Linked DNA regions of Homo sapiens: regions 1, 2, 3 and 5 are each linked to region 4. The links are chromatin loops, found by intact Hi-C in ENCODE. Cell type or tissue: natural killer cell. All regions are shown on one strand. Each heading gives the region's core, and the rest is flanking DNA. Links, peaks and the distances in the headings are about the cores only. Region 1 overlaps KLF12 (KLF transcription factor 12). Region 2 overlaps LINC00402 (long intergenic non-protein coding RNA 402). Region 3 overlaps KLF12 (KLF transcription factor 12). Region 4 overlaps KLF12 (KLF transcription factor 12). Region 5 overlaps KLF12 (KLF transcription factor 12).

The links. A loop is a pair of places that touch in the nucleus more often than their neighbours do. Peaks named below come from ENCODE experiments on the same cell type or tissue, not always from the same donor. Only the 100,000 strongest peaks of a DNase experiment are listed, where the experiment ranks them.
Region 1: it touches region 4 in a loop (4-fold over the local background); 3 of 110 quality-filtered maps call a loop at or near these places.
Region 2: a loop joins it to region 4, with 9 times the contacts of the local background. A loop is called at or near these places in 2 of 110 quality-filtered maps.
Region 3: a loop joins it to region 4, with 4 times the contacts of the local background. A loop is called at or near these places in 3 of 110 quality-filtered maps.
Region 5: it touches region 4 in a loop (3.0-fold over the local background); 2 of 110 quality-filtered maps call a loop at or near these places.

What each region holds. Positions count from the first base shown.
Region 1 is chr13:74,087,536-74,094,023 of GRCh38, forward strand. All of the region lies in intron 1 of KLF12 (KLF transcription factor 12), which reads right to left. Among named protein-coding and RNA genes, the nearest start is that of KLF12, 44 kb to the right of the region's middle. In natural killer cell, for the core only: no CTCF peak of the experiment used is centred there; DNase peaks (open chromatin) are centred at 3,506 and 5,446; H3K4me3 peaks cover 341 bases; H3K27ac peaks cover 1,388 bases.
Region 2 is chr13:74,241,291-74,247,574 of GRCh38, forward strand. The region is part of intron 1 of LINC00402 (long intergenic non-protein coding RNA 402); the gene reads left to right. It also overlaps a transcript of KLF12 not described here. Among named protein-coding and RNA genes, the nearest start is that of LINC00402, 13 kb to the left of the region's middle. RefSeq lists an enhancer at 1-449. In natural killer cell, for the core only: no CTCF peak of the experiment used is centred there; a DNase peak (open chromatin) is centred at 2,791; H3K27ac peaks cover 2,822 bases.
Region 3 is chr13:73,764,883-73,769,882 of GRCh38, forward strand. It overlaps KLF12 (KLF transcription factor 12), which reads right to left. Exons shown (of 8, transcript NM_001400136.1): 6 at 56-118. Among named protein-coding and RNA genes, the nearest start is that of LINC00393, 110 kb to the left of the region's middle. RefSeq lists enhancers at 1,109-1,609, 2,603-3,238. In natural killer cell, for the core only: CTCF peaks have their summits at 3,018 (motif pointing left) and 3,219; DNase peaks (open chromatin) are centred at 869, 1,369, 2,429 and 3,029; H3K27ac peaks cover 3,702 bases.
Region 4 is chr13:74,022,559-74,028,864 of GRCh38, forward strand. All of the region lies in intron 1 of KLF12 (KLF transcription factor 12), which reads right to left. Among named protein-coding and RNA genes, the nearest start is that of KLF12, 110 kb to the right of the region's middle. RefSeq lists an enhancer at 4,245-4,324. In natural killer cell, for the core only: no CTCF peak of the experiment used is centred there; DNase peaks (open chromatin) are centred at 2,443, 4,393 and 4,823; H3K4me3 peaks cover 1,241 bases; H3K27ac peaks cover 1,724 bases.
Region 5 is chr13:73,930,120-73,936,334 of GRCh38, forward strand. The region is part of intron 3 of KLF12 (KLF transcription factor 12); the gene reads right to left. Among named protein-coding and RNA genes, the nearest start is that of KLF12, 200 kb to the right of the region's middle. In natural killer cell, for the core only: no CTCF peak of the experiment used is centred there; no DNase peak of the experiment used is centred there; H3K27ac peaks cover 220 bases.

The sequences.
Region 1 (6,488 bases), core at 887-5,886, 65 kb after region 4:
TATGTGCCAAGATGTGTGTCAGTCAAGTGCTTGGCTAAATCAGTGATGAAGATGCACTCCCTGCTCTCGAAGAGTTAATAATCTGATTGAGATCAGGTTTCTAGCCCCAGCTTGTGTCAGCTTCTAGCCATATGATTCCAAGCATGTCACTTAAAAGTTCCTGAGCCCCAGGTTTTGTTATTTGGAAACCAGAGATAACATTTCTTCAGTGTGTTGGCATCAAATGAGAATATCTGTTAAGTATAATATACTATTATCTGTAATGTATAATATACTATTAATTGGTGTTTCTCGGTGTATTGTGTAAAAGAAGCCAGAACTGGGCTATCAAAGAAGCCCAACTGATGTACACACAGTTAATAAGCAGAAAAGAAGGAACTGCCCATTTCCTGCACTCAAGTGCATTCTTAACAAAGAGAACACTGATGAGGGGCATGACCCAGGTTAGTTCTACCAATATACTCTTATTCCTTGAAACTTCACAGGGACGAGTGATTGGAGGAGGGAGTGGTATCCTACAGACTGGAAAACAAAAGCATGGTCTTGCTCTCTTTCAGCATCATGGGGCACAAAGAGATACAAACTCCACAAACCATGGTGAGCTTGGCCCAAAGACAAAGCAATTCTTACTATTTATCAAACTTGCTCAGAAATTCCAGCAAGCATAAATACTCTATTTCAGAGGAATTTAACCCACCATAGAAACTATTACACTGATAAAAAGTGTGGCTATAGCTTTTTTTTTTTGAGACAGTCTTGCGCTGTTGCCCAGGCTGGAATCTCCTGAGTTCACGCAATTCTCCCACCACAGCCTCCCAAGTCTCTGAGATTACAGACATATGCCACTATGCCTGGCTAGTTTTTATATTTTTAGTAAAGACGGCATTTCACCATGTTGGCCAGGCTAGTCTCAAACTACTGATCTTAAGCGATCCGCCCACCACAGCTTCCCAAAGTGCTGGGATTGCAGGCATAAGCCACCGTGCCGAGCCCTAGATCTTTCAACTCTAGCATAGCAAAGGACAAAAAGAGAAAGATGAGGACTATTCAGAAATCAATATATGGTCATCACATGGTACTCTGATGTGCATAATCTGACCTACAAGAAAGAGCACAGTGCTGGGGTTCTGAACATTTGGGTTACTATCTGCCCTCTGCCATTATACAGATCTGCAGCCTTAAGGTCATTCAATGCCTAAACTTGTACTTCTGAAAAGTGAGAATGGTCATATTAACTCTACACCTTTTTTACAGGGCTTTCATGATGACCAGATAGGGTCTTGAATGTGAAAGCACTTTGAACTGTTAAAAATCACTCACAAAGAATCATGACTAAAGATATAAACTTCACTTGTATGCATAACAGGATGTTTCAAGACAATAAGATTTAATTTTCTGGATTGTACTGTAAACCACTTTATATGCAAGCTCTTAAAAAATAAAACGCCTGTGTAGTAAATTAGTACCTCTAGACAATTCTGCTATCTCTGTGACAATTATTTCTAGAATTCTGATGCGTAATTATCAAAAAAAGTAGTAAAACCCTAAATACAAATCCAAGCTTAACCTCCATGAAGTTTATTTTACTTTATTAACACTATATGATATTCATTGCTTTTCAAGTAAATGATGGGGTAAATGAGTCCTATAAACACATGCACACAGAGTCAAGGAAAACTTCCACCCGCCCCCTACAAAAAAAGGTGGAGAATCAAAGACACACAGGCTCAGGTTCATGAATATAGTAGATTCATTCCATTTTTAAAACAGGTATTACTGTGTTCTCTTTTTAACCCTAAAAGGACCAAATATCTTCAAAATAATGATGGTGGTGACTCTTCATTCCTAGGCCATTTTATCAAATATAAGTGTATATTTAGATAGACCCATGAAAAAATAACAAGTTGAAAATTCCACAGATAACCTAATTATCTAGGTATTTAAAAATTGTGACAAAGATACTACTATAAAACCACAAACAGATATTTCTTATTATATGGATGCAGAAATCCTCAAAATAGCAAACCAAACCTAGCAACATGAAAAAATTAAATTATATACCATGGCCAACTGGGATTCATCCCAGGTACGCAAGGTTGGTTTAACATCTGAAAATCAATTAATGTAATGCACCATAGCAAAACCACAGGATCATATGGAAAGATGCAATAAAAGCAATTGACAAAACACCATTTATTGAAAAAAAAAAACATAAATCAAACTAGGAATAGAAAGGAATTTCCTTGACACGACGTAACATGCAGGGGGAAAAAAAAAAAAAAAAAAACAACCATGGCTAGTATCATACTTAAAGGTGAAAGATAGATGCTTTACCCCTAAGATGAGGAATAAAATACTCATGTCTGCTCTCACCACTCCAATTTAACATTGTGCTAGAAGTTCTAGCCAGGATAGTAAGGCAAGAAAAAGAAATAAAAGGCATCCAGATTGGAAAGGAAGAATAAAACTCTATTTGTAGATGTCTTGATCTTGTATATAGAAAATTCTAAGGAATACACTGAAAATACATTACAACTAATAAATGAGTTCAGCAAAGTTGCAGAATACTAACTCAATATACAAAAATCAATACACCTTTTATATACTTGTATTGAACGATCCAAAAACAAAATTAAAACAATTATATTTATAATAGTATAAAAAGTAATGAGATACTTAATAATAAATTTAACAAAAGAAGTATAAAACCTATACTCTGGAAACTACAAAAAAATTATTCAAAGAAATTAAAGATCTGAATGAAAGAAAAAACATCCTGTATTCCCAGATTGGAAGACTCAAGATTGTTAAAATGTCACACATATCCTCTGCCTCCACACATGCATAACCTCTTTCATTATCAACATCCCATATCAGAGTGGTACATATGTTACAATTGAGGAATCTACTCCCAAATTAATCTACAGATTCAATGTAATCCCTACCAGAATCATAACTGACTTCTCTATCAAAATCGACAAGCTGATTCTAAAATGCATGTAGAGTCTAATAAATGTATACTGGTGGGTCGCTGTGGTTTTAATTTGCATTTCCCTGATGACTAATGATGATGAACAATTTTCCATGTGCTTAGTTGCCATCCATGTATCCTCTTTGATAAAGTATCTCTTGAGGTCTGTCGCCTGTTTTTTGATTGGGCTTTTCTGCTACTGTTGAGTTTTGAGAGTTCCTTGTATATTCTGGATAGAGCCCTTTGTTAGATACCTCATTTGTGTATTCTTCTCATTCTGTAGGTTCTCCTTTATTCTCTTAACAATGTCATTCACAGGACAAAACTTTCAATTTTGATATAGCCCAATTCATTAAAAAACATAAAAATAAAAATAAAATTTGTATAGAAATTGCAAGAGATCCAGAATAGCCAAAACTACCTTGAAAAAAAAAAAAAGAAAGTAAGAAAGCTCATACTCTTCCATTTCGAAACTTACTACAAAGCATCAAGAAACAAGACCAGTGTGGTTTTAGCATAAGGATGTAGGTCAATGGAGCAGAATTCAGAGTTCAAAAATGAGCTCATGTGTCTATGGCCAATAGATTTTTGACGGGAGTACCAAGATCACTGTATGAAAAATCAAGAGTCTTTTTAACAAATGGAGCTCAGATAACTGGAAATCCACATGCAAAAGAATGACTTTGGACCCTTGCCTCATAACATATTCAAAAATTAAAAATGGATCAAAGAACAAACATTCGAACTAAAACAATAAATTTCTTAGAAGAAAATACAAGGGTAAATTTTAAAGACCTATGACTTGGCAATGATTTTTAGATATGACACCAAAACCACAAGTAACAAAAAGTTAAACTGATCTTTTTATAATACCTCCGTAGTTTTGACTCTCCTAGAATGTTATACAGTTGGAATCATAGAGTATGAAGACATTTCAGATGGGCTTCTTTCACTCAGTGATATGCATGTAAGTTTCCTCTATGTCTTGTCATGGCTTAATATTTCATTTCTTTTTAGTGGTAATAACATTCCATTGTCTCAAGGCACCACAGTTTCTTCATCCATTTACCTACTGAAGAACATCTTGGTTGTTTCTAAACTTTTAGCAATTATGACTATAAATGTAAAAGGAGTAGTGGTTGCCAGGATTAGGGAGAGGGAGAGATCAACAGGAAGAGCACAGGGGATTTTAAGGCAGTAAAAAAAAACCTCTGTATGATAGTGTATTAGTGGTTATGTATCATTGTGAATTTGTCTAAAAGCTATGAAAAGCCAACACCAAGAGTGAATCCTAATGTACACTATTTATTTTGGGTGATAATACATCAATGTAGATTACTTAATTGTAACATATGTACCACTCTGATAGGGGATGTTGATAATGAAGGAGGTTATGCATGTGTGGAGGCAGAGGGTACGTGTGACACTTTTTTGCCTTCCTCTTAATTTTGCTGTGGGCATAAAACTGCTCTAAAACAAAGCAACCTTTAAAAAAAAAAAAACCCAGACGTGGTGGCTCACACCTGTAATCCCAGCACTTTGGGAGGCTGAGGCGGGCAGATCACGAGGTCAAGAGATCGAGACCATCCTGGCTAACACGGTGAAACCCCGTCTCTACTAAAAATACCAAAAAAGAAAAAATTAGCTGGGTGTGGTGGCGGGTGCCTGTAGTCCCAGCTATCTGGGAGGCTGAGGCAGGAGAATCACTTGAACCCGGGAGGTGGAGCTTGCAGTGAGCCAAGATCACACCACTGCACTCTAGCCTGGGATACAGAGTGAGACTCCGTCTCAAAAAAAAAAAAGAAGAGTTGGACTTCATCAAAATCAAAAACTTCTGTGCAAAGGATACTATCAAGAAAATGAAAGTCACATTTTGGGAGGCCAAGGCGGGCAGATCACTTGGGGTCAGGAGTTTATAACCAGCCGGGCCAACATGGTGAAACCCCGTCTCTACTAAAAAAAAAAAAATTAGCCGGGTGTGGTGGCACTTGCCTGCAATCCCAACTACTTGGGAGGCTGAGGCAGGAGAAATGCTTGAATCCTGGAGGCAGAGGTTGCAGTGAGCTGAGATTGCGCCACTGCACCCCAGCCTCGGCAACAGAGACTCCAACTCAAAAAACAAAAAAACAAAAAACAAAAAAAAGAAAAAAGAAAAAGAAAAAGACAGCCTATAAAATCGGAAAGAATATTTGCAAATTATACAAGATCCTAGTATTCAGAATATGAAAAGAACTAAAACTCATCAAGAAGACAAACCCAATGAAAAAATGGGCAAATAACTTAGACATTTTTCCTAAGGAGACATGCAAATAGCCAACAAGGACATAAAAGATGCTCAACATCGTTAGTTATCAGGGAAATGCAAATTGTCAAAAGTGGCACCTGAGAAAGAAGCTTCCTCGCTCACTCTCCTGAAAGAGGTTTCAGAAGCCCACTTCCTTTTCACTGTACAAACAAAAAATCCAGACAACTTCCTTCTCACAACTACGCACTTGAGGGGAACCAGGTGGAATTTAATGTGGATCAGAGAGACAGAAAGAAACTGGATCCATCCTTGATGGCACTGTTGAGAAGTTAAACCAAACTAATCCTGGAGACCTACCTACATCTGAACTTTCTATCATTAGACAACCAAAGTCCCTTTTATTACTTAAGCCTGCCTGAGTTCATTTTCTTTACTCAAAATCAAAAATCTTAACTGACTAAATCACATAGTTAAGAAATGCTACAGCGGGCGGATAACTGGAGCAGAAATATAATCTTGGAGGCAACAGTGTTGAAATGGCTATTTTTGAAGAAAGGCAAATTATGTTTTCCTCTACTGTACTGAATCATGTTTCAAAGCTTCACCCAGAACTTTATGTTAGACAGATCTTTTTCCAGCTCAAATGTGTTACCTGATCTCCGTTCCATATTTCCAACATTGTGAGCACATCCACTCAAAATAATATAGCATAAAGAATAAGAAAATTAAAATACAGAGCTCATAGAATTGGGCAAAGCTGGAATTCCTTTTAATGAAAAAGAACATTGTAAACTATAAATAACCATAAGATGGTCATTATCATTTGCCTGTGAATAACTTGAAGGAATCAGACTAAAAGAATTTTTAAGGAACATTCCAGCTCTAAATGTCTGATTCTGAAGCTTTCCAAAATATATAATCACATTTAAAAAGAAAATAGTTAAGAATTGACTCCAAAAAGAAAAAAATATATATATAAATATATATAGTGAGAGAGCCTGTATTCAACACATTAAACCTCAGATCATTTCTCTAGGTAAGTAAAATAAACAAAAATATAAACTAATGTAAATGAGCATTACTTTGGTTTAAATAGCAATCAACCACTCTGACTTCAACATGTTACTCACCACAAACATTTGAAAGTCATTCCTTCTTAGGAAAGGGCTATTTTTCCCAACTATTTCAGAGTTCATTAGGAGTATCAGTAAAATGCAAAAAAAAAAATACAATAGCTAGTTCATATTTACACAACACAAACATGTATTCAAC
Region 2 (6,284 bases), core at 1-5,000, 220 kb after region 4:
GTCTGCCCATTCTCAGATCTCCAGCTGCGTACTGGGAGAACCACTGCTCTCTTCAAAGCTGTCAGACAGGGACATTTAAGTCTGCAGAGGTTACTGCTGTCTTTTTGTTTGTCTGTGCCCTGCCCCCAGAGGTGGAGCCTACAGAGGCAGGCAGGCCTCCTTGAGCTGTGGTGGGCTCCACCCAGTTCGAGCTTCTGGGCTGCTTTGTTTACCTAATCAAACCTGGGCAATGGCGGGCGCCCCTCCCCCAGCCTCGCTGCCGCTGCTGCCTTGCAGTTTGATCTCAGACTGCTGTGCTAGCAATCAGCGAGACTCCGTGGGCGTAGGACCCTCCAAGCCAGGTGCCGGATATAATCTCGTGGTGCGCCGTTTTTTAAGCCCGTCGGAAAAGCGCAGTATTCGGGTGGGAGTGACCCGATTTTCCAGGTGCCGTCCGTCACCCCTTTCTTTGACTCAGAAAGGGAACTCCCTGACCCCTTCCCAAGTGAGGCAATGCCTCGCCCTGCTTCGGCTCGCGCACGGTGCATGCACCCACTGACCTGCGCCCACTGTCTGGCACTCCGTAGTGAGATGAACCCGGTACCTCAGATGGAAATGCAGAAATCACCGTCTTCTGCGTCGCTCACGCTTGGAGCTGTAGACCGGAGCTGTTCCTATTTGGCCATCTTGGCTCCTCCCCCCAGGTACCGAATTTTTAAAGTAGGAATATTAAAAGCTCTTCTGCCCACTCTGTGGAGTGTTATTGGAGAGTTAAATTTTAAAAGTTCTGTATTTGCATGATCATTACTTAATTCCCCCTCAAACATAAAATGTTTGTTAATGATGTTACTACTTACAGGAAGTATAGATCAGTTGAATAGTCAAATTTTATAGAAGGTAGATTTAATCTTGTAAGATGGACTTTTATTTCTGAAATGAGTTTACATGTCCCTGAATTTTCTTTGACATGTGTATTAGTCTGTCTTCATGCTGCTGATAAAGACATATCTGTGACCTATTAATTCATAAAGAAAAAGAGGTTTAATGGACTCACAGTTCCATGGGCTGGGGAGGCCTCACAATCGTGGTGGAAGGCAAAAGCCATGTCTTACATGGTGGCAGGAGAGAGAGAATGAGAACCAAGTGAAAGAGGAAACCCCTTATAAAACCATCAGATCTCATTAGACTTATTCACTACCACAAGAATAGTATGTGGGAAACTATTCCCATGATTCAATTATCTCCCACTGGGTCCCTCCCACAATACATGGGAATTACGGGAGCTACAATTCAAGATGAGATTTGGGTGAGGACATAGCCAAATGATATCAACACACACGTGTTTATATGAGACGTAACAAAGTCATGAGGCTAGTTTCTTTGTGAGTTTTAATTCTTTAATATGCTCATCCAATAAACTCTCAATTGTTTAGTAGGTGTAGGGCTTGAGCATCCTGCCCAAGGATACTGGGGATACAAGGGGAAAGAAGGCGTGGCCCTATTTTTAAGAAGCTCACAGTCTAAAGTGAGCTGAACATGCAGAGACATATTACAGCAAGGTGAGGCTATCAGAGCCACGTGTACATAGAATTTCTGGGCACTCGGGGAAGTTGCCTCTCACTGCCACCCACTGCAGAGCCCTGATGAATCTTCATTTGGTGGCAGTGAGAGCACTTTTCTTTTCTTTTACTTTAAGTTCTAGGATACATATGCAGAACGTGCAGGATTGTTACATAGGTATACATGTGCCATGGTGGGTTGCTGCACTATCAACCTATCATCTAGGTTTTAAGCCCTGTAGGCATTAGATATTTGTCCTAATGCTCTCCCTCCCCTTGTCCCCCACCCCTGACAGGCCCCGGTGTGTGATATTCCCCTCCCTGTGTCCATGTGTTCTCATTGTTCAACTCCCACTTATGAGTGAGAACATGCGGTGTTTGGTTTTCTGTTCCTGTGTTAGTTTGCTGAGAGTGATGGTTTCCAGCTTTATCCATGTCCCTGCAAAGGACATGAATTCATTTTTTTTATGGCTGCATAGTATTCCATGGTGTATATGTGCCACATTTTCTTTATTCAGTCTATCATTGATGGGCATTTGGGTTGGTTCTAAGTCTTTGCTATTGTGAATAGTGCTACAATAAACATATGTGTGCATGTGTCTTTATAGTAGGATGATTTATAATCCTTTGGGTATATGCCCAGTAGTGGAATTGCTGGTTCAAATGGTATTCCTGGTTCTAGATCCTTGAGGAATTGTCACACTGTTTTCCACAATGGTTGAGCTAATTTACACTCTCCCCAACAGTGTAAAAGCATTGCTACTTCTCCACATCCTCTCCAGCATCTGTTGTTTCCTGACTTTTTAATGGTCGCCATTCTAACTGGCATGAGATGGTATCTCATTGTGGTTTTGATTTGCGTTTCTCTAATGACTAATGATGATGAACATTTTATTCATATGTTTGTTGGCCATGAGAGGACATTCTTTAAGGAGGTATCATTTGTCCTGGGTTTTGAAATGCAGTTAAGGGTTCCACAATTGGAATAGGGTCCATACTAAGAAGGGCATTCTAAGCAATGGGAACAGAGTGTATAGGCAATGTGGAGGAGGCCCGACACTAGCACACAATTTTGAAATTGTGGACTCAATATGTGCAAAAGACAATTGTGATCTGTCTCACTTGTTTTAATGAACATATGTTGGGGTTAGAAAAACTGAATTTGCTTGCTTTTACTAATATGAGTATCGGAAACATCTACTACAGGATGTTTACCAAATGAATCATTATCACAGTTCCTGCTGTGGTTGAATTTTTTGTTTTTAACCTCAAACCTTTAGAGTGAAAAGTGTCACTTATATTCCCACAGTTGACTCTTCAGTAATTGTTAAGAATATCATCTTTGGTAATTGTTAAGAATTTCATCTTTCACCTGGACTTCCCTCCAGTCTTTGATCCATATGTCACTTTGTTACTAGAGGTATCATGATGTAGCTTAGTCTTTTATTTATAAACTACAGATGATCCTGATGTTCCACTACCTAAAACATTCAGGGGCTCCCCATAGTCTACTGAAGTAAGTCTTATTGTGGCATGAAGAACATGAGCTGGCTCCAATAATTCTTTTGAACTTCCCTCCAAACTTATCACTTTCTACTTTCAAGCAGGTCCACCAAGCTTACACCATCACAAGTTGCAGACAGGGACAGAGGGAAGAGGATGAGACCGTTGAGGTAATTAGGTAGGAATCAGATGATGGAGAATTGCAAGTGTTGTACTAAGAAGTCTTGGTTTTATTCTGCATTCATGATACTTCTCAAACATTTCATCTAAAGTGTTCCAAAGGGGTAAGAAGAATATCTGCCCTCCACTGTGGGTTTTGGGGGCATAGCCTGAAGTGGGCCATCACAAATGAAAAATGTATTTATAGTATCCCTTCATATTTTTTGGATTCTAATGTGTATTGTCCTACTCCTTTTAATGCTAGGACAATTTTTCAACTTATTGCTACCAAGTAAAATTGAATTTCAAAAACAAGATGTTATCCTGAGTTTTGAATTCCCCCAGCACATTACCAGGCCTCCTGAGCAATGTGTATTCCAAATTGAGAAGCACTTTTTGGTAATAGGGAACCACTGGTGGATTTTAAGATGGTGACAGCAGCAACAAACATATGACTAAATGATTCAAACTTACAAAAAGATAGATTAACATATTTAGGATTTGGAAAAGTCACTCTGATGACTCTGATGGTAGCCCTGGAAGAGGGATTAGAGGCATGAGAATAGAAGAGGAAGAATCAGCAGGTCAGAGTACCAGTTGGATGGCTAGAGAAGCTATCAAGGAAAATTTCCAGTTCTTTGTTTTGGTATTTGGGTAGCCAGTATTATTATTTATTGAGACAGATACAAGAAAAGAAGAAGGTTTTCAATTTTGAACATGAACGTTTGTGATGAATTTGGGACATACAGGTGAGACATTTGGTAGGAAGCTGTATATCAGGTTTGAAGAATGGGAGATAAGTTTATCTATCTATCTATCTATCTATCTATCTATCTATCTATCTATCTATCATCTACAACATTTTGGTATTAAAAGTCTGAAAGTGGAAATTAAAGCTATGGGAGTAGATGAAATTGCTAGGAAAGTAATATAGGATCAGAGAGAGAAATTGTTGCATGGAAAAATGAGACAGGTTTTAAAACAAAGCAGATCTAGTAGGAGGAAAATAAAGACCTGTGAAGGAATGTTAACATTGTAAATGAATTTAGAAACCTCCTAACAGATTTTCTCATTTGATAGATTAAAAAGTTGAGGCTTAAAAACAGGAAATGATTGCTCTGAGAACCTTGTTTTATTTTCTCATTTCTGGCTGAGAGTTCTTACCATATTTTATTGACCTTATTTTATACATAAAATTTGTTGTTTTATGAACCTTGTATCCACTGTGGAACATAGCAAAGTGTTTCACTAAGGATAGTCACCTAATACAGTTTTTCAAAGAAAGACCTGAATTACTTAACCACTTACCTCTTGTAAATAAGAGGGGACAACAACTTAGTTTTGAACAGACAAAGTTAACGTGGAAGACTAATACTAGAATTTTAAAAAATCATAGTAACTGTATGTTAAAGTATCAATGAAAAACTAAATTGATCGCATGGCAAAGCTGAGTTTCAGTAACTTTTCCCCAGACACTAGTAGAAGGGTTATTGTTGGTAATCAAAACTTCTTTCCTTGCACCTAAAGGTCTTTTTCTCAAGCCCTCTTCAATGTCAGTGTGCCAATTCTCTGGCTTTGACACGACACCCAAGTGTGCCTTCCCCAAATGCCTATGCTTCAACATCATTCCTAGAACTCTAGTTATATATATCAGAATAGACAGTCAACAATTTCAGATCGGCTTCTGTTAAAAGTGGATACGTGCTGTTTTAAATGGATGACGCACTTATGACAGGGCTACCTGGTACTAGGGTTTGATCAAATTCTGTTTGGGAATTGCAGGATGAACTAGGAATAGCACATTCTTGTACTCAGAGTGTCAGAAGGTGGGTGGCTCCCATTGAAGACAGCCCATTTTCTACCCTACTTTTCTGTCTTTTAGGAAGGAGAAGCTAAAGTATTTAGAATGTTGCCTCGGCTTATTCCTCAGGCATAAAATGCAGTGGGCTCAGTTATTTGCTCTTGTTTTTTGAGGAATTATTAGGTTGAATAAGGCAGCATTTGCCTTTTTAAAATACAGGGGAACCACTCTGTGCTTCTGAGAAAATAGAAAGTGGCCCCCTGCCAGCTTACTGGCTTGGTGGGTGGAAAAAATAACACAGACCAATGTGAGGAACACATCAACTCTCTCTCCTCCGACATGAACCCGTGATGCCTCTCCAGAAACACCGGACAGATGGCAAAGATCACCTCAGTGGCGTTTCCATCAGAAATCCAAGTCTTTGTGCAGGAAGCCTCCAAGGAGAGAGGATCTCTGCACACTTATGCACGTGTGCATTTAGAAGTCAGAGGGCTGTGGCTGTGACTTGCCTCTGTGTGCGGCACGGATGAGAAAGCACATCTGACTCGATGCTAATGACAGTGGCTCATGGTGTTAAAAAAGATGAGGGAGGGTCAGAGGAGTTAATTACTTATGGTGAAAAATCTGAATGCTCAGAGGAATTAACTGGTATGCTGTAATTAATTTAAAAAGAGACTTTTAGTTGAAAAATATGATCATAATATAGACATCAGTAGTTTGAATTCCATCCATAGTTACTACATTCTGTGAAAACGATCTTATTGTACTAATAATGAATTTTGAAGCAGTAAGCTTCTTTTTTTTCGACCAGATTTCAAAGAAAATAAATTGAGGGTGCAGAAAAGACAAAGCAGAGAAAACAATATCTTTGATATCTTGTTTCTTACATTGCAGTCAAATGAATACCTGTATCACAAACGCTCTTGATGATGAAGATGGGTTCAGATTGTTTTGAACCAAAAAGACAATACAAGATGAAATAATTTCCTTGTTTTTACAGATCTGATGGTGTGCAGGGGTGACATGGACTAAATAGCAGCATTTTGCTGTAATAATAACTCTTTGAAAAAAATACCAGCCACACATGGGCAATTTGGGGGGATCTTTGCTACTGCTAATTGAATTTTCCTCTTGAATCAGTTTTTTGGCACATATCCAGATGTACCAGCCCTGTGCATAGGTGAAGAAGAAAGATGAAGGGCCCTAAGTATCCTACCTGATTTTCTTATCTCCGACAGGATACCTCATAGCACTTTCTCTTGTAATTCAACTCTGATAATTTA
Region 3 (5,000 bases), core at 1-5,000, 260 kb before region 4:
CCTATTAAAGTTTCCCGTAAGACCTACAAATACTCATATTAGACTGTATACTCACCAAGGAAACTTTTGATTATTCATTCGATTGCCCCGGACCCTTGATACTGGGGACGGATGTACCCTGTAGACAGAGAAGAATAATCCAGTCATTGAAAAAGCATATTCCCAATTGCAAATTTAAAAAAATGGCATGTTTTATAAATAATTTCTTTTAGAATTGCTTAATACAAAATCCCCAGAACTTGAACCCCTCTTAGTAAATGATGCAATTAAATTCCTACGCCTGCAAATCTGTGGTCCTTTTTTCCTTCTTAACCACTCTCAAGACAACAGGTCTGTCATAATGTTCACTCTGAAGACTCCCAGAGGCAGGACTGATGCATTCATTCAGTCCAACAAAAGTGACTGAATACCTAACCCTTGCCAGGTACAAGGGTGGGTAAAAGTTATCTAAGGTATGGTGCCTGAGTTCAGTGAGCCCTCTTTGTACCTGTTCCCATGAGGGTGGGCACAAAGAGGTGTCTAAGTGCCCTCTCCTTCACTCTACCACATTTAAAACTCTAGGAAGCAAACAACGTTATTCAAATGTGCTGTGACAGAATCTGCAGGCACAGGGAAGGAAGGAAGGGTGAACAGGTACTCCTAGGAGGAGTACATTCTGGAAGTGATGTGCTACACTGGACTTTGAAGAAAGTAAAGTCAATTCAAAATTTTAGCCAGATAAAGGAGAAGTGAAGAATATATTGCTTTCCAAGCTTCCAGGATTGGACTTATCCACTGGAAACAGCTTAAAGCTTCCGGGAACTGCTGTTATCTTCTAATCAAAGCCTAGCTAGTAAACCTCCGCCTCTTTGTGGGTCACTAACCGGCAAAACAATACGCCCTACTTCCGGCTGCCAGCTTCCTGTTATGGTCTGTCTTTAGCCAGGATTTGTGAGATCCAAGCAGTCTTAGCTTGTATTACCTTCACCCTTTATGCTTCATACATTGCTCTTATTTACAAGAAAAAAAATGGGGATATAAAACTGGTCTTAAAGTCCAGTTAGAACCAAGGTTTGTAAGAAACCCAGTTCTCTGTAGTTGTTTAATAAGTGAAAATCATTCCAAAACAGATAATGCAGTTCCAGCCCCGCCTAAGGGCCAACTGCAGTCTTTCCCTAAACCCAGAGCCAGACTGCACTTTGCACTCGGAAGGCTTATTTCTTCCAACATCCCTTATTAACATTCTTTTCCTCACAGCGCTTCTCAATGGCTGCTGCAGCTGAGCTGCTCAGCACAGATTTTCTGCTCGGCATGGGGGAGGGGGTGTTAATTATGCAGAAAGATGGAGAGAGGCCAGACAGCCCCTCTGGTGAACTGTCTCATTCAAGCACGGCCCACTTCCTGCTGTTTTGCAGCTACAAGGATCACCTGTTGGTCTCGGCGTCCAGCCAAACTGGGGCCTAGTGGAAATGACAGACTCAGCTAGAAATGAAAGCCAGTTCATAATCCAGTATCCTAAATTGGACAAAGAGGGGGAAAACGCAATAATAGTACATAAAAATTATACGAAAGGCAGCAAGCGTAATTTTTTCCTCTTTTATTCTTTTACTTTTTTACTTTCTGTCTGCTTGAAATACAATCCTTAAAATGGATATTTGAGCCAAAAAAGTTCTCCCCAGTTAAAGCCCCCTGACCTAAGAGGAAGTGCAGGAAATTCTCCTGAACTTTCCCTATACCCTCACTGGGGTATCAGAATCCTAACTATTTAAATAAAGTTTAATCAGCCCCAAATACTCACAGTTCTTTAATTTGTTCTCTATCTTTTACACATTTACTTTTTATATTGTCCCCTCCTTAACCCTAGGAGTACAAAGAAACTATTTCATCATGAAAATTCCACTGGGTGAAGTTTAATGACAGAAGTATTCTCTTATTGATGCTGTTTATTGCATATATTAGTGAAGAAAAAGAGAGTCTGTTTAATCCATAATTACAACATTGTCTAGGTATTTGTATCTTTTAGGAAAATTTCACTGATCCATAGATCAAATACTGCAAATGGAGAATTTCTATAATGGTTTAGCAGTCTCAGGAAAAGAATTCCTTAGGAAAGTCTTTGGAAAAGAAGTCCTGATTGTGTATATGAACAAATAATTACAAGGTTTCCTAAATTAAAAAGGTAAATCAACAAAGCTTTATTTCTGTCCTCAAAGGGAATAAGTACACTGATAACTTGGCACATACTTCATCTGATAAAGTAGACCATAAGCCTTGCACTTCACCAACCCCCTATATATTATTTCTTCAAAAGGATATGGCATGTTTTTTTGAGCTCAGTCTTTAACCTGTGACACTTTTTGCCATCTTCTGCCTTCTTTCCACATATAGAAGCCAGGCAGGTAGCAACGTCAAAACCTCTGTAGGAGAAACCACCACCTAATCTGCATGTCATGCATTATTCATGACCTCCTGATTCTTGCACCTGCATCTAGGCAGGAAGCTTGCAGGGAATGTTCATTATTCTTCCCTTAGCCTCACACAGGCTCGATTACTGCTAAGCCACTTTGTTCTGTAACTAAGGGGTTCAGGCCTTAGTACTAACTGCTGGATGTGGAAAGAAAAAACACCACGCTGAACAAAAGGGCAATCTTGGTTGTTGTGTAACATGTATTGAATGTGCTCTTCTGAGACTGACAGTTTGTCAGGTAGAAATGCTCACATTTGGTGATTTACATTACATAGAAAACAGGGAAGCTATACCATTAGGGCCATGTGTACCAACTGTTCTATTTATATACACTTACTCATCTGGAGCAGAGAGCATGTTTATAATTTTACCCAGTGCAGAGCTTAATTTAGCTTTCTTGCTAAGCATATGAGAACTTTTTAGATGACTTAATACAAAAACGGCTCTTTCTTCTTTGGGTATAAGCACCAAAGAACCTGACTCTCAAAACCTTGCATCTTAATGACTGCCATTTATAGTTAATCAAGAGAATACCATCACTCTGGTTTTCAATGTTTTCATAAACCTACCTGAGTGGCACCCCCTGGTGACTGGAGGTGGGATGCAACATCTTGATTCCCAACACAAATCATCAGCACTCATGAATTGCTGGGGGAAGGATACTGGTCCCACTTTACTATCTGCACCACAGAAAAGCTGTGATAACTTAATGCAATCTTATCATCCCAAATGGAATTAGGATGAAGTGGTTAAGAGTGAAAATTGTGTGACCAGCCTGCCTGACTGAATCCCAGCTTCACCGTTTACCAACGGTGTCATCTTTGGGCAAGTTATTTAACCTCTCTGTGCCTCAGTTTCCTCATCAGGGCAAATGGAGGTAATAATGGGGCCTATTACCTAGGGCTGCGAGGTTTAAATCAGTTAACAGCTATAAAATCTTTAGAATGGTGCTCAGTACTTAGGAAGCAGTCAATACATGTTAGCTATTGTCACTAGCAGTGCTGATTAGACATGAAAGGATGGGAAGTCAGAGGATAGAGCTGGACTATCCAGGTAATTCCAGGGGATTAAGATTACAAATATGCTCTACAGAGCCTGCAGTCTTACCTACTGTGCTTATACAACTTTACTAAAGGCGAGAAAACAAACCAAGAAATAAACATGGGCAGAATAATACAAACCAAAAACTATGGCTTATAAGGTATGGCTTACTCTCAGGCAGCTCATTTTTTTCTGCTCTTTATTAGAAGACCTATCTTCTGTGTACTAAACTGCACAGTATTTAAGTTATGACCCATTCAAGAACAAGACAGTAATCACGGCAATGCAAATTTGCACCCATTTACAGAGCCCTTACTATTTGCTTGGTATCATGCTAAATAATTAAGACATATTATCTTAATTTATCCTCATGTCATTACTGTCCACATTTTATCTTTGAGAAAATAGGCTTAGAAGATTAGGTAACTTGCTGGGGTCACGTAGGTAGTAAAGAGAAAAGTCAGGATTTAAACACAGGTACGTCTGACCTGTCTGACCTGTCTTACATCATGGATGATATAAGATTATCATCTGATACTTATATATATTCCCTCCACCCAGCCCAGAGGATGTAATAAGATGAATTAGCACCAGGGTCTTAAATAGGAAATTTTCCATGTATTTAAGCCCAATTGAACATTTTATAATATAAGTAGATATAAAGTGGAAGTAATGGTTTTCTTGGACTAAATATGAAGCATGTGGGTACTTATAAGAAGCACAGTCATAATAATATACTTTATCTCTTTAATTGTTTATGAATGTTCCTTGTTATATTAGCATTGCTATTTAAATACATAATGTACAACACATGTAAATTTTAGAGGGCAGAAATTAATTCTAGCTATAGCCATGCTTCCTCACATTCCATTTTCTCTAGAATCCAATGTAGTTGGTATCCACACCGCTCTGATGAAACTGCCCTCATCACAGCCATCAATAGTCTCCATGTTTTCAAATCTAATGGTGAATTCTTAGTCCTCAACTTCTCAGCAGCAACTGACATAAATTATCACTCCATTCTTGAACAGCTTCTTTACTCAGCAGCCAAGACATTCTTCTGGCTTTCCTCCTTTCTTTCTCCTTTGCTTGAACCTCCTCCTCTCATTCTTTCAAACTCTAAATGTTGGCATGGGCTAGTTGTCACTGTCCTATAACCTTTCCTCTCCACTATTTAAACTCACTCTGTAGCTAAAAGAGGCTCCAACTGAGCTACCATCATGACCTTCCCATCCACATCATCACGACTCCCAAATGTCTACCTCCAGCCTTAGATCTTCTCTGAAAACCAGACCCAGGTTTCTTAATATCAACCTTTCTCTGAAAGAAACAAACAAAAAAAAAGATGTTCCTTCTGGTATCTTCTCAATTTCAAAAATGTTGGAATTATTCACTCAGTTGCTCAGGCCAAAAACCCTTAGAATAACATGTGAGTCCACTTGTGCTCACACCCCATAAATTAGAGAGGCTGTTTCATACTGAGAAGAATGAGAATAAATGATTATTCCACAGA
Region 4 (6,306 bases), core at 1,307-6,306:
TACTTTTGCAACCTTACACTTTCATTCTCATTTCCTTCATGTGGGCCCAAGACAGGTTTTCCCACAGAACATGCAATGGTGCAGAAAATAGGAGGGAAAAGGGTAAATCCAAAAAAAAAAAAAAAATTGACCCCCTCTCACCCCACCTGCAGCCACCTGCACCCACCTGCAGTGACCACTCCAACCCCCCCAACATATAACGTATTGGCCGCCTCCTTTGAAGATGTCTGGGAAGGCCTTGAATTATGAAAAAGAAAGAACACAGTACAGAAGAAGGTATTTTGTCATGCTGAGATCTCATCCATCCATCCACTGTGGAAAAAAAAAAAAAATCACCGGGAGCTTCAAAACTCTCTTCGACCTAACTCTCTGCATCCCTAACCAAATGGCAGGCTGCATCCCTAACCTCTGGTGTTGGGGCTCACGCATCAGTAAGTTTCAGAAGCCAACAAACTGATTCTAATGTGCACCTGGCTAGTTCTTACTCTTCCCTCTGCACTAGTGATTCTCTGCTCTAGCTGCATATTCCAAGATTCCCTTGGGAAGTTTTAAAACATACAGATGCCCAGGCCCTACCCTTAACCCACCAGATTAGAACCTCTGGGGATGGGATCCTAGTATGGAATAGCTTTCCCATAAAATGCCAAACTGAAGTGATGGTTGAAAATGAATGTTCTTCACCTACAGATGTTTGGTTTTGTTTTTGAGAATTTTCGAGAACGTTAAAAATTACTTACATGTTTGCTAAAAAACAGACTTACAGGGGAGAAACTCAGAGACCGTGTTCTTCTCTACTTATTGGCAGGTGTATTAGTTTCCTAGGGCTGCAGTAAGGAAGTAGCACATGCCAGGTGGCTTTTAAGAACAGAAATCTACTCTCTCACAGTTATGGAGGCTGAAATTCCAAAATCAAGTTGTTGGTAGGGCCACGTTCTCTCTGAAGCCTGTAGAGCAGAATCTGTTCCATGCCTTTCTCTGAGTTTCTGGTGGTTCCAATAATCGCTGGTATTCCTTGGCCTGTAAATATATCACTCCAATCTCTGCCTCTGTGACATGGTGCTCTCCCTATGTGTGTGTCTTCTTAGAAGGACACAGCCATATTGGATTAAAGGCCACTCTACTCTAGGATGACCTCATCTTAATTCATTACATTGGCAACAACTCTAATTCCAAATGAGATCACATTCTGAGGTCCCAAAAAGGACATGAATTTTGTGGGGACACTAACCCAGGAACTAACTAGCAGGAAAGGGGGCTGATAGCTACTATGGCCAGAGCATCAGCTGTTCATTGTGAAGAGGTAGCAGATTAAGCAAGTTTCTGGTGATCTTGAAGAAAAGGGGCATGTGAAATACAGCTAGGGTTAAGACAGTTCCTAAGAGATCAAAGTGCAAAGAGATTCCAACCCCTAACAGTTTTATCACCACCAGTGCACTGGAGCCCCACTGCAACTCCTAGCCTCTGAAATATCAAGTTGTGTATGGCTTATAACTTTCAAATCCATATTTATACTGTCAGAGCTACAGCAATGCCCCTAAAAATTCATACGAAAACTCAAAACATTTTCCAATAGATACACTGTCATATACAGGGTTATCACATAATGGCAGTACCATATTCTAATTTGGGGGATACTGTAGAAGAAATAAGCTTTGTGGAATTAACCACACCTCACAGACAGATACATAATCATCAACTATATTTCAGGAGAAAATACATTCTCAATTCCAACTTCATGCTCTAACAAATATCCAACAAAATAGTAAATTCTCCATGGCTTACCAGCTTAGTTGCCCATCTAATGGTTTATGTATTTGATTGTACTCACTATATAGTTAATACAGAACATTTGTTTCCAATTTAAAAAATGAGTATACGCATCATTCTGTCATGCTCAAGAACTTATTTTTGATACACTAAGAGCCCTTAACAGTAACAGCAGCAATCAGCTGGACCACTGCCGAGAGAGGGCAGGCATGCACACACAATGAACACGTGGAGTGAAAATATTTTTCACCAAAATAGTAATTCCATAGGTACAAATTAGTTAGGCCACTGATATTTGTGTCTTCTTCAGCTTCAAGTATCCTATAAAATAATTGACAATATTAACGAGTCTGTATTATTCATTTAAATATTACTTTAAGAGAGATAGGCAACATCATTTGTGGAAGCCACATTTTGTTTCTATATATGCAAATGCACTTGAGGGGGAAAAAGTCTCTCTAAAACATAGGAAATTAGGAGAAACTCCAAGTAATCTAACAGATTTTCACTTATTTCAGCTTTAATATACTTCAAATATTTGATACTCTACAGAAACCACCCACCTCTTCCCTGACACTTTTCAAACTTTAACCACCCACTGTTTTCCTAACTATGTTAAGTTCTCAACATAAATAAGCCAATGGAATCTCCCTTTATAACCAGCTCAGAGAGAAAAAAAATCTCTTCTATTTACTAAGCTGACAGGTACTTTGATCTCTCACAGACTCATTCAGGTAACAATGTACATATGACAGAGTTTAAAGAAAGCAAACTCCTTTGGAAATTTAAAGTGTCTTAGAAGTCATGAACAAATGCAAATAAACTGAAAATGCAAAGGGGCTGTATCTCTATCACTTGCCTTTGCTTACTTTGTTTGACAGCTATGTTTCAAAGTGCAAGCAAGGAAATAAATCCTTCAATTTGGCTGTGATACTTGGAAAGAAGCTTAAAGCAGTTTAATAACAGCAGTAAGATTAAACCATAATTCTACAAAAAAAAAAAAAATCCAAAAGGTGGCAAAAGGAAGTGCCTTTATGCAAATGTCATTGCTTCCCAACTACTTCTATTTTCTAAGGGAAGAAGTCTCTGTTGCTAATCGACTCATAAAGTGTCTGAATATATCTGATGCTCACTACTGCTATAGCTTCAAGGTCATTTTAAGGTTCTTAGTTTCGCTACAAGTGGGTTGTGAACATTAGTGAGTTACACATGTTGGACACTTTGGTTTGTTCAGAGTTAAAAAAAAAAAAAAGAAAATCAGTGAGTAGTCTAAACAGATGCAAGAGTTCTGGCACTCCACTGCATAGGACATAATCATCATTTACTAACATATACTGAGGTAAGAAAGGTACCCAAGGGAATTTAGAACTGTCCAGGTTTATATACTGCCTTTTTATAAACAGTCACTGTCGTAAATATAATGTAGATTATATTGATGAATAAAGTAAATGAAACACATTTGACTGACTGGATGACATTACCAAATGACTGCAGATATAGCTAAATGATGAGCCCAGGTAGATACAAAGGCATCTTAACTTCCTCCGACTTGACAACTGTCAGATAACCACCTCTCTAGAGTCCCCATAACAGGCTGAAAACATTATTTGGTAAAATGCAAACAATTAAATAATTTGGATTTGCTAAGATTTCTCTAGTGAAACAGTTGAGTTTTGGGTACCCTAACTCACAAACTTGACATTATTAATCATCATAATTTATGCCAATTATGGATACAATGTGAAATGTCAATTTCCTATTTTTATTATAAAGATCGATTGCACATGGATTGCAAATTCATTACATGAAAAAATTAACTCAAGATTTTGAAGAAAAAAAAAAAAAACCTTTACCTTGGAGGAAAACTGGGTTCAAAAACTTAGCAATACTTCAAGTACCAAAATATATGTGTAGAAAAATAAAGAGGGATGGAAGAGGAAAAAAATCAGTTATTTCATTTCCAAAAAAGTGAAATATCTGCAAATCAACCTCTTTTTAGTTGCATGCTTCTCTAATAGAACTGTATGTAATTCCTTTATGTAAAGCCTAACTTATATAGTGAAAAAACATCACCTTGTATTATACATTTAAAAATGGTTAAACTAAAATTTTAAGTTGTATTTCACAATTTAAAAAGAAAATTAAAATAGTGATATTTAAGGTTCTTCTATTACAAAATAAGGAAGGAACAGTTTTCATCTTTGTAAGTTACATATGCATGCACATATTTCCATGTTAGATACAGTTACATGACAATATATAATGTTTTAAAAAGGGTTAAAATAGTACATTTCTGTTACATGTATTTTACTATAATTAAAAACAACAAATACCTGATTTGGATTCAAATATCAGTATCATTCACCTTGATTTCTATCCAGGGTAATCTGAAAAACATCGATTCTAACCTTCTGTAATTTGTGTTCTAGAATCTACTTACATCAATCTTTAAATTTTTTGACCACTCTACCTCAGTCCCACAGGAGACCAAAAGGTAGGAAAAAGATTCCAGGGCCCCATTTGTGCTTCAAGTCGATCAGCTAGTCCCACGGTGAAGTCAGGTGCCCTGATACAGCTTTTCAGGTCTTTTCCTGTGTGAATCACCACCTAGAAAAGTCAGGGGCCTGCCTTTGGTTTCTAACAGGAAATGGTGCCACTGAAGTGCAAATTCACACGGTGGGGAAGCTGCAGGGCTGGAGCAACAGCAGAGCAGAAAGAGCCAGCAAGTTAGACAGTGTTTCTCTTAAAAATAGAGTAGAATAAAGAAGCAGAATAGAAAAGAACAATGGGAAAGAGATGCAGAATTAGTTTGACCTAAAATACGAATCAACTGCTTATCAATAAGCCTTAAAAAACAACCTACCTTACAGCTTGCCTGAGAATTTGTGAAGAAATACGAAGGCAATGAGAACTCAAAGTGTAAAGCTACTTCTTTCATATCTCCATGTCTTCTTCTCTAACTGTCTTCTTTTCTCTGTAGTTCTCACACTTCCCCCTCTCCCTTTTTTCATCATCTAATTCTACAGCTCAAAGAAATCCCCCCACTTCGCGATGTCTGTTCATTCAACATGCATACATTTTGTCTTGGGAGCGGGGGGAGAGGGGTAGGTATGAGTGGCATATATAATTGTTTTTAAAATACTAGGGTCTGTTCTATAAATGAAGCAAAAGCAAGCTAAGGAGGAAGACAGAGTATAGTCACCTTTAATAGTAAAACTCAATTAGGCTTTAACAGTAAAACTGAAGATAAAGGTTCCACTCAGGCTATTTATAAATACCCTTAAAACCAAAAACAGTGGTTTCTAATTCTACATGTAGTGACTTGGGCTTCAGATACTTAAGAGTTTAAAGTAGATGGCACATTAAGAAATCAGCAATTGAATCTACAAGATGGAAATACATTTTAAAGTTTTTTGGCCTCTTTTTTCTTTTTTACTTCAAAAACTTTAAAATTTTCCCATAAGAGTTTCAATTGTGACCATACACATTCTTCACATAAAAAGTCAACAAGATGCATTAAAGAGTCTTTTTAATTTAGTTTCAACGTGTGCTTTATTATAACTGTACTACCAATTCCAAATTATTTCATCACGATTACCCACTTTAATCCAAAACAGTATGTCAACAATTATTTCTGTCCCTTGTAAAGAAAGAAGAAGAAAAAAATGAGATATCACTTAACATTGATTGAATTGGCCAATTTAATAGCCATTATATCCATTGCTAGAAAGTGGCAGGAAGAACCTTATTTATAGGTTGCCTCTGGCAATACCAACTATCAGAACTCCTTTGAAAGGCACTTTCCTTTCAAGAGTCAAAAGCACGTTGATAGTCTTTGACCCAGTGATAACATTCCTAGATTAATCCTACAACAACAAAAAAAGGAAAAACTGTAAGTATAAAAAGTGCATGGAAACACGATTTATAATCTAAAAACTGGAAATAATTTATTACGAGGAAATAGCTGATTTAATTATGGTTGAAAACTGTAATGGACTAGCATGCTGCTATTATAAACTACATTTAAGAAAAATGGAAAAAAGAGCTTATTTTGCAATATTAAGTTAAAATGACCTGCGTATGCAGAATAATTAGTAAAGTATACAAAAACTTCTATCAAGTAAATGTGGTGGTTTCACTAGAAATATTTAGCTTAATTTGTATTACTGTCATAATTTCATAACGTTTTTCTAAGTACTTATAGCTACAATATATATACATATTTTATAATCCCTAATATTTTTAAACATTAAAGTAGATTCCAAATGGCAATATTTATTGAAAGACTATAAGGATTAGTAAGGTCATATCTAGAAGTTCTCTTACTATGATAAATATAAGAAACATGGCTCTTATGAGGAAAATGCTTCAAGTTTTAAAATGTTTACATTAGTAAGATTTTATAATGCATCTAGGTGCAGCAGAGAGTTACAATGTGTAAGAGAAGGAAGACAAGGGAATCACATCATTTTATAAGTTTAAATTAATATAAGAAAAAGAGAAAGAATTTTCAATTTTTTTAAAGGGGCATACCTTATA
Region 5 (6,215 bases), core at 1-5,000, 94 kb before region 4:
GGCCATAGGTCTCTTAACAATAGCAAGACATTGTTTAGGGAATAATGTAAAGATGATTGGTTCAAAAATTGCAAGTGCCAGAAACTTGAATTTTTTCCCCACCATTTAGAAATGTTATATCATAAAAGCATAGTCATATGCATCATTTTTTTAAAAAACGCAAATATCTATTAAATAAACTCTATTAAATAAACTGGCCACATCATATGTCATACATTATTTTTGCCTCTTACAGTTTTCTTATATTTCTTCAAGGATCATTTTCTAAGACAATGGAGACACTGAATGCTAATAATGTTTTATGTTTTTGGAAACAATTTGAATTAAAATACTACATATTAACTAGAAAAGTTTTTTATTCAATTTGGGAAATTGAAAGTTTTTTAAAAACCATCATTCATTTAACTGTCACAACCATATATGTTTCTGAATAACGTTTGAAATGCTTTCTACAGTAACAATTGTTTTTAGTAGTTCATGTTTAAGGAAAGACACACATGATAAGACATAGTATTTCTGAGTAAAATCCAGAATACAGAATTAAACACATCTATTTTAAAATGGCAATTATTGGTAAAAGGCAAGTATATAACGGCACAATATCAATGTTTTGATTTTACAGTATAAACAGACTGACAGTAGCAATTTTTTCCTGATAATAAAGTAATAAAGCACAGCATTACTTTGGAGCATCATTAATGTTAAATCTTTTTTCAACATCTATGTGAATAACTGGAAACATTTTTTTTTTTTTTTTTTTTTTGAGACGGAGTTTCGCTCCTTGCCCAGGCTGGAGTGCAATGGCGCGATCTCGGCTCACAACATCCTTCGGGTTCAAGCAATTCTCCTACCTCAGACTCCTGAGTAGCTAGGATTACAGGCATGTGCCACCATGTCTCGCTAATTTTTTGTATTTTTAGTAGAGATGGTGTTTCTCCATGTTGGTCAGGCTGGTCTCAAACTCCCAACCTCAGGTGATCCACCCGCCTCGGCCTCCCAAAGTGCTGGCATTACAGGCATGAGCCACTGCCCTAGCCACATATTTTAATTTTCAAATCTGAAATATTTTACATCACAAAACTCAGGAGAAATGCAGATTAACAACAAATGCAATGGCAGTTACTTTTTGATTACTTGACATATTGTGTACTATGCTAAGTATTATGTATACAATTTCACTTATTCTTGCTGAATTCATACATTTTATTATACCTGAATTTAAACAGAAAAATGTTTTACATAGCTCTCAGACACATTTCTACAGCTCAAAAACACTGCATAGAAATGTGAATATACCCAAGGGCAATAATCCAAAGAAGATTAAGGCAAAATCTCTATTTATATATATTTATGTCAGTATAGAAGTCAGAAGCTACTATGGCAAATAAAATTTGAGAGGAGAAGAGCAAATTTAGCATAGACATGCAATGTCAATGGAAAGACATAACTGTCTCTACATCTATCTTCTAACTTCATAAAACGACATCCATTAAGGGTTTTGATGATGATGTCTATGAAAATAATGTTATTTTGCAAAATTGCTGATGGTGAAAGAATGTTAAATTTTCAACAGTATGTAAGTTTTCATGAGTATAATGCTGATTGGGGAAAAATATAATCTTGAAAATATATCTATGATCAGAACCAACAGCCCCTGCACTGTTTATAGAAAATGCTTCACCTCAAATATTTTGCTTTTTTTTTTTTTACCATTTACAATACATTGACTATTTTTAAGTAGTCTGAATACTCATCTTTTATATGAAATTTATAACAAAACTTCAAGCAACCCAGAAGGCTCATTCGACTACCTTGTTAGAGCTGACTTAGCTAAGGGAGGCTCAAGGTTTTAAATGCACAGTTGCATTAATTTATTTCAAGTTAAAAATAAAGTGTGTAACCACAGTTAAAAAAAAAAAGAAAAGAAATTCCTTCTTTATCTGAATTTTAAAGAAACAAGACTGCCTTATTTAGCAGATAAAGGCTTTAAAGAGTGAATAATCTCAATTATTATCTTCATGAATTTACTGAAAAAGATATAATTAGTTATGACAAGAATATGGCAATGAAACTGGAGTTTGAGAGTTAAAATCAGTCATAGAGACTATGAGTCACCTTGAACATTATAGTTCATTTAAGATAGATGAAAAGAAGTTCATATTTCCTTATGACACTTTCTTCGCATTTTCTTAAGACAACAGAAAGGACTGACCAATGACACTGAACACAGTTTCCTTCTTCTGTAGCCACAGATATGATCACCTAGTAAGACATGAAACAGATCAAAATTGTCACCAGGTCGAATGCCTTCAGAGCACAGCATTTTTCTCAGTGATGATTCTCTGACATAATTTGTAAAGAAAACAAAACAAAAAAAACCTGTTGACATCTTTATTGTTACATTGGTTTCTCAAAACACTAGGGGAGTTTTCTAGAAGGTGAATCTAATATGTGGTGTCAGTTCTGCTCAATCTATTGATTTCAAAAATTGATAGACACACAGTGAAATAGAATTTTGCCCATGTGGTGACCAGGGATTATGTTTGCCCATTAAGTAAATACAAACATTATTTTATATAAAACAAACATATCTTATGTAGTAAAATATTTTTTAATCCTATGAAATTAAGGTGAAAGAGTGATTCAAAAGAGTTCACATTTACTGTAGGATACTGCATAAAAGGCTCTGTGACTCTAGGCAAATTTGCATTTACTGGGGTACTGAACAAAAACTTTTCACAAGATCTATATTAGATTCTTCTTACACATCAATATATTAGTAGGAATTATGTCTGGTATCAGATCATGTCCAATGTGATAACTAGTTACAATGATCAAAACCAAGTTACAAAGACAAATACCCTGCAATAATGAAAAGACTGATTCACAAGACATGGACTACAGTTCAGTGCCTGTTACTTACTTGTTGTGTGATCTTACATGCATATCATCTCTGCAACTTTATTTACTAATAAAAACAATATTACATCTACTCAAAGGATTACTAAGGCAGACAAGCACATGAAACTATTATGTTCTCTTAATGAATTGACATCCTTATTATGAGATGCTCAATTTTATCTCTGGTTATATTATTGTTCTGAGGCCTACTTTGATATGAATACAGGGCACCAACATTTTGGTTTTGCTGTTATTTAGTGTTTGCATAACGTATCTTTTTCTATCCTTTCACTTTTTATCTTAAAACAATGTTCACCACAGAATTATTATGTTCCAGGAAGAAAGTTTTCTAAACTATTAATAGCTTTTATTTCAAGATGTGATCATGTCTTCTAATTTCTCTTGATAGGTTTTTTTATAGATATTTAAATTTTTCTAAAATAAAATGTTATCAGACATAAGAATTCCAGTTTCTGATCTGAGGACAGGCCTTGTACACAGGCAATCAACAGGACTGGCATGGCTAAACACGAATAGTCTCACCTTTCATACGAAACTTCTTCCTCTAGAGTTACAAGAAGGATGCTGTCAAAGCCAAAATTCATCTAAGTTTTCATTGTAAGTATAAGGAAGGCCATATACTCACACATGGTTGCTGCTATAACAAACAGATTTCTTAAAAATCACTGCCCCTTTGAACTATACAAAGCAATCTGCTCAAGTCTCCCCTTAGCCAGTTTAGTAATCCATATTTGCTCTCCTATACAGTTATAAATCCTAAGCCCTCTGGTTCAAAAAATGTTTTTTTTTAAATTCTTAATTGTGGTAAAGAACATATAACATAAAATTTACCCTCTTAACCATTTTTAAGTGTACAACTCAGTAGTGTTAACTATATTCACAACGCTGTATAACAGATGTCTAGAGCTTTTTTCATCTTACAAAACTGAAACTCTATACTCACAGGACAACTCCCTATTTCCCTCTCCCCCAACACCTGGCAACTTCATTCTACTGTCGAAGATTTTGACTACTCTAGATTCTATCCTTTGATTACTCTAGAATGTACCATCTTGCTATCTGTACTCTGTTCCTTTTGACTTTTCTTCTTTTAGATAAATTGAGGGGTTTTTTTTTGCAGTGTTTCTGGTTCATCTCCACTATTGGTCCTGACAACTGTATCTGGTTGTTTTGTGTGGGTGGCTGCTCTAGAATTTACAACATAAGGCTTTATCACAAGTTATCACTTACGACTTACTGACCTACCTTCAAATAATACCATACCACTTCACAAGTGGTGGGAGAACTCTACCTATACTTCCTTCCATAACCCTGTCCTGTGCTGTCGTTACTACTCATTTTCATTCAATATGTCACGAACTCCACCATGCATTGTTATATTTGCTTTCAGCAGTCAACTGTCTTTTAAAAAGATTTTTAAATTCTTTTATATTGACCCATATGTTTACCATTACTCATTTCCTGTATAAATCTAAATTCCTACCTAGTATCCGTTTCTTTCTGCCTGCAATTTCTTTCTTCTTTCCTGACTGATTTCAGATAAGAAGACTGATTTATCTTCCTTCATGTGTAAGGTGTATTTTTTGCCCCCTGGCTGCTTTTAAGACTATGTCCTTTATTACTTGTTTCTAGCAATTTGATTATTCTGTGTTTTAGTGCCATTTATTCTGCTTGGGGCTCATTAAACTTCCTGGGATTTGTGAGTTTATAGTTTCCATCCCATCTGAAAAATGTTCAGCTTTTTTTCTTCAAATATTTTTTTCTGATCTCCCTCTTCTTGAAAGTCCAATTGTAGGTATGATAAGCAACTTGCTATTGTTCCACAGCTGCTTACTGAAGCTCTGTTTTTATCTTAAGCCTCTATTTCTTTTCTCTCTGTGCTTTGTGCTTTATTTTGGATAGGTTTTTATTATTTATTTATTTATTTATTTATTTATTTATTTATTTATTTTGAGACAGATGCAGTCTTGCTTTGTCATCCAGACTGTAGAGCAGTGGCACGATCTCAACTTATTGCACCCTCCACCTCCCGGGCTCAAGTGAGTCTCCTGCCTCAGCCTCTTGAGTAGCTGGGATTATAGGCATGAGCCACAACGCCTGGCTAATTTTTGTATTTTTTTATTTTTTAGTAGAGACAGGGTTTTGCCATGTTGGCCAAGCTGGTCTCGAACTCCTGACCTCAAGTGACCCACATACCTCGGCCTCCCAAAGTGCTGGGATTACAGGCATGAGCCATCGTGCCCGGCCTACTTTGGATAGTTTTTATTGCTACGTATTCAGACATTGATCTTTTCTTCTGCAGTATCTATTAATGTCATCCACTGTATTTTTAAAATTTTAAATACAGTATGATATGGTTTGGAAGTTTTTTTCCCCTTCAAATCTCATGTTGAAATGCGACCTCCAATGTTAGAGGTGGGCCTAGGGAGAGGTGTTTGGGTCATGGGGGCGGATCCCTCATTAATGGCTTGGTGTTGTCTTCATGGTAATGAATGCGTTCTCACTCTGAGTTCACAAGTTGTTATCCTGGCACCAGCTCCCTCTCACCACATGATGCACGAGCTCCCACTTTGCTTTCTGCCATGATTTATTTATTTATTTATTTTTGAGACAGAGTCTCGTGTTGCTCAGGCTGGCGTGCAGTGATGGGATCTTGGCTTACTGCAACCTCCACCTCCCGAGCTCAAGCAATCCTCCCATCTCAACCTCCGGAGTAGCTGGGACTACAGGCATGTGTCACCATGCCTGGCTAATTTTTGTATTTTTTGTAGAAATGGGGTTTCACCACATTGTCCAGGTTAGTCTTGAACTCCTGCGCTCAAGTGATCCACCTCCCTTGGGATCACAGGCGTGAGCACTTGGCCTCAGGTATTTCTTTACAGCAATGCAAAAACAGACATACATGGTGTATGTTTCATCTGTTTAATTTTTTATCTTTTTGTACCTTCCATTTCTCTTCTCATCATTTTCATGTTTTCCTTCACATTTGTGAGCATATAAGATACAAAATAGATGTTTTAAGATCTTTGCCAATTATTTGTCATTTCTGGATGTGTTTCTATTGATTCATTTTTAAAACTTGGTTATAAGTTCTATTTTCCTGCTTCTTTGTACATCTGGTAATTTTGATCGGATGCCAGACATTGTGATTTTTACATCATTCAGCACTAGATCGTGTATTCTTTGGAGTGCATTTTTGTTCTGGTATACAGCTGAGTGACTTGCAGATCAGTTCGGTCCTTTCAATGCTTGTTTCTAAGGCTTGTCAGGGTAGGTCCAGAGCAGTCTATTCC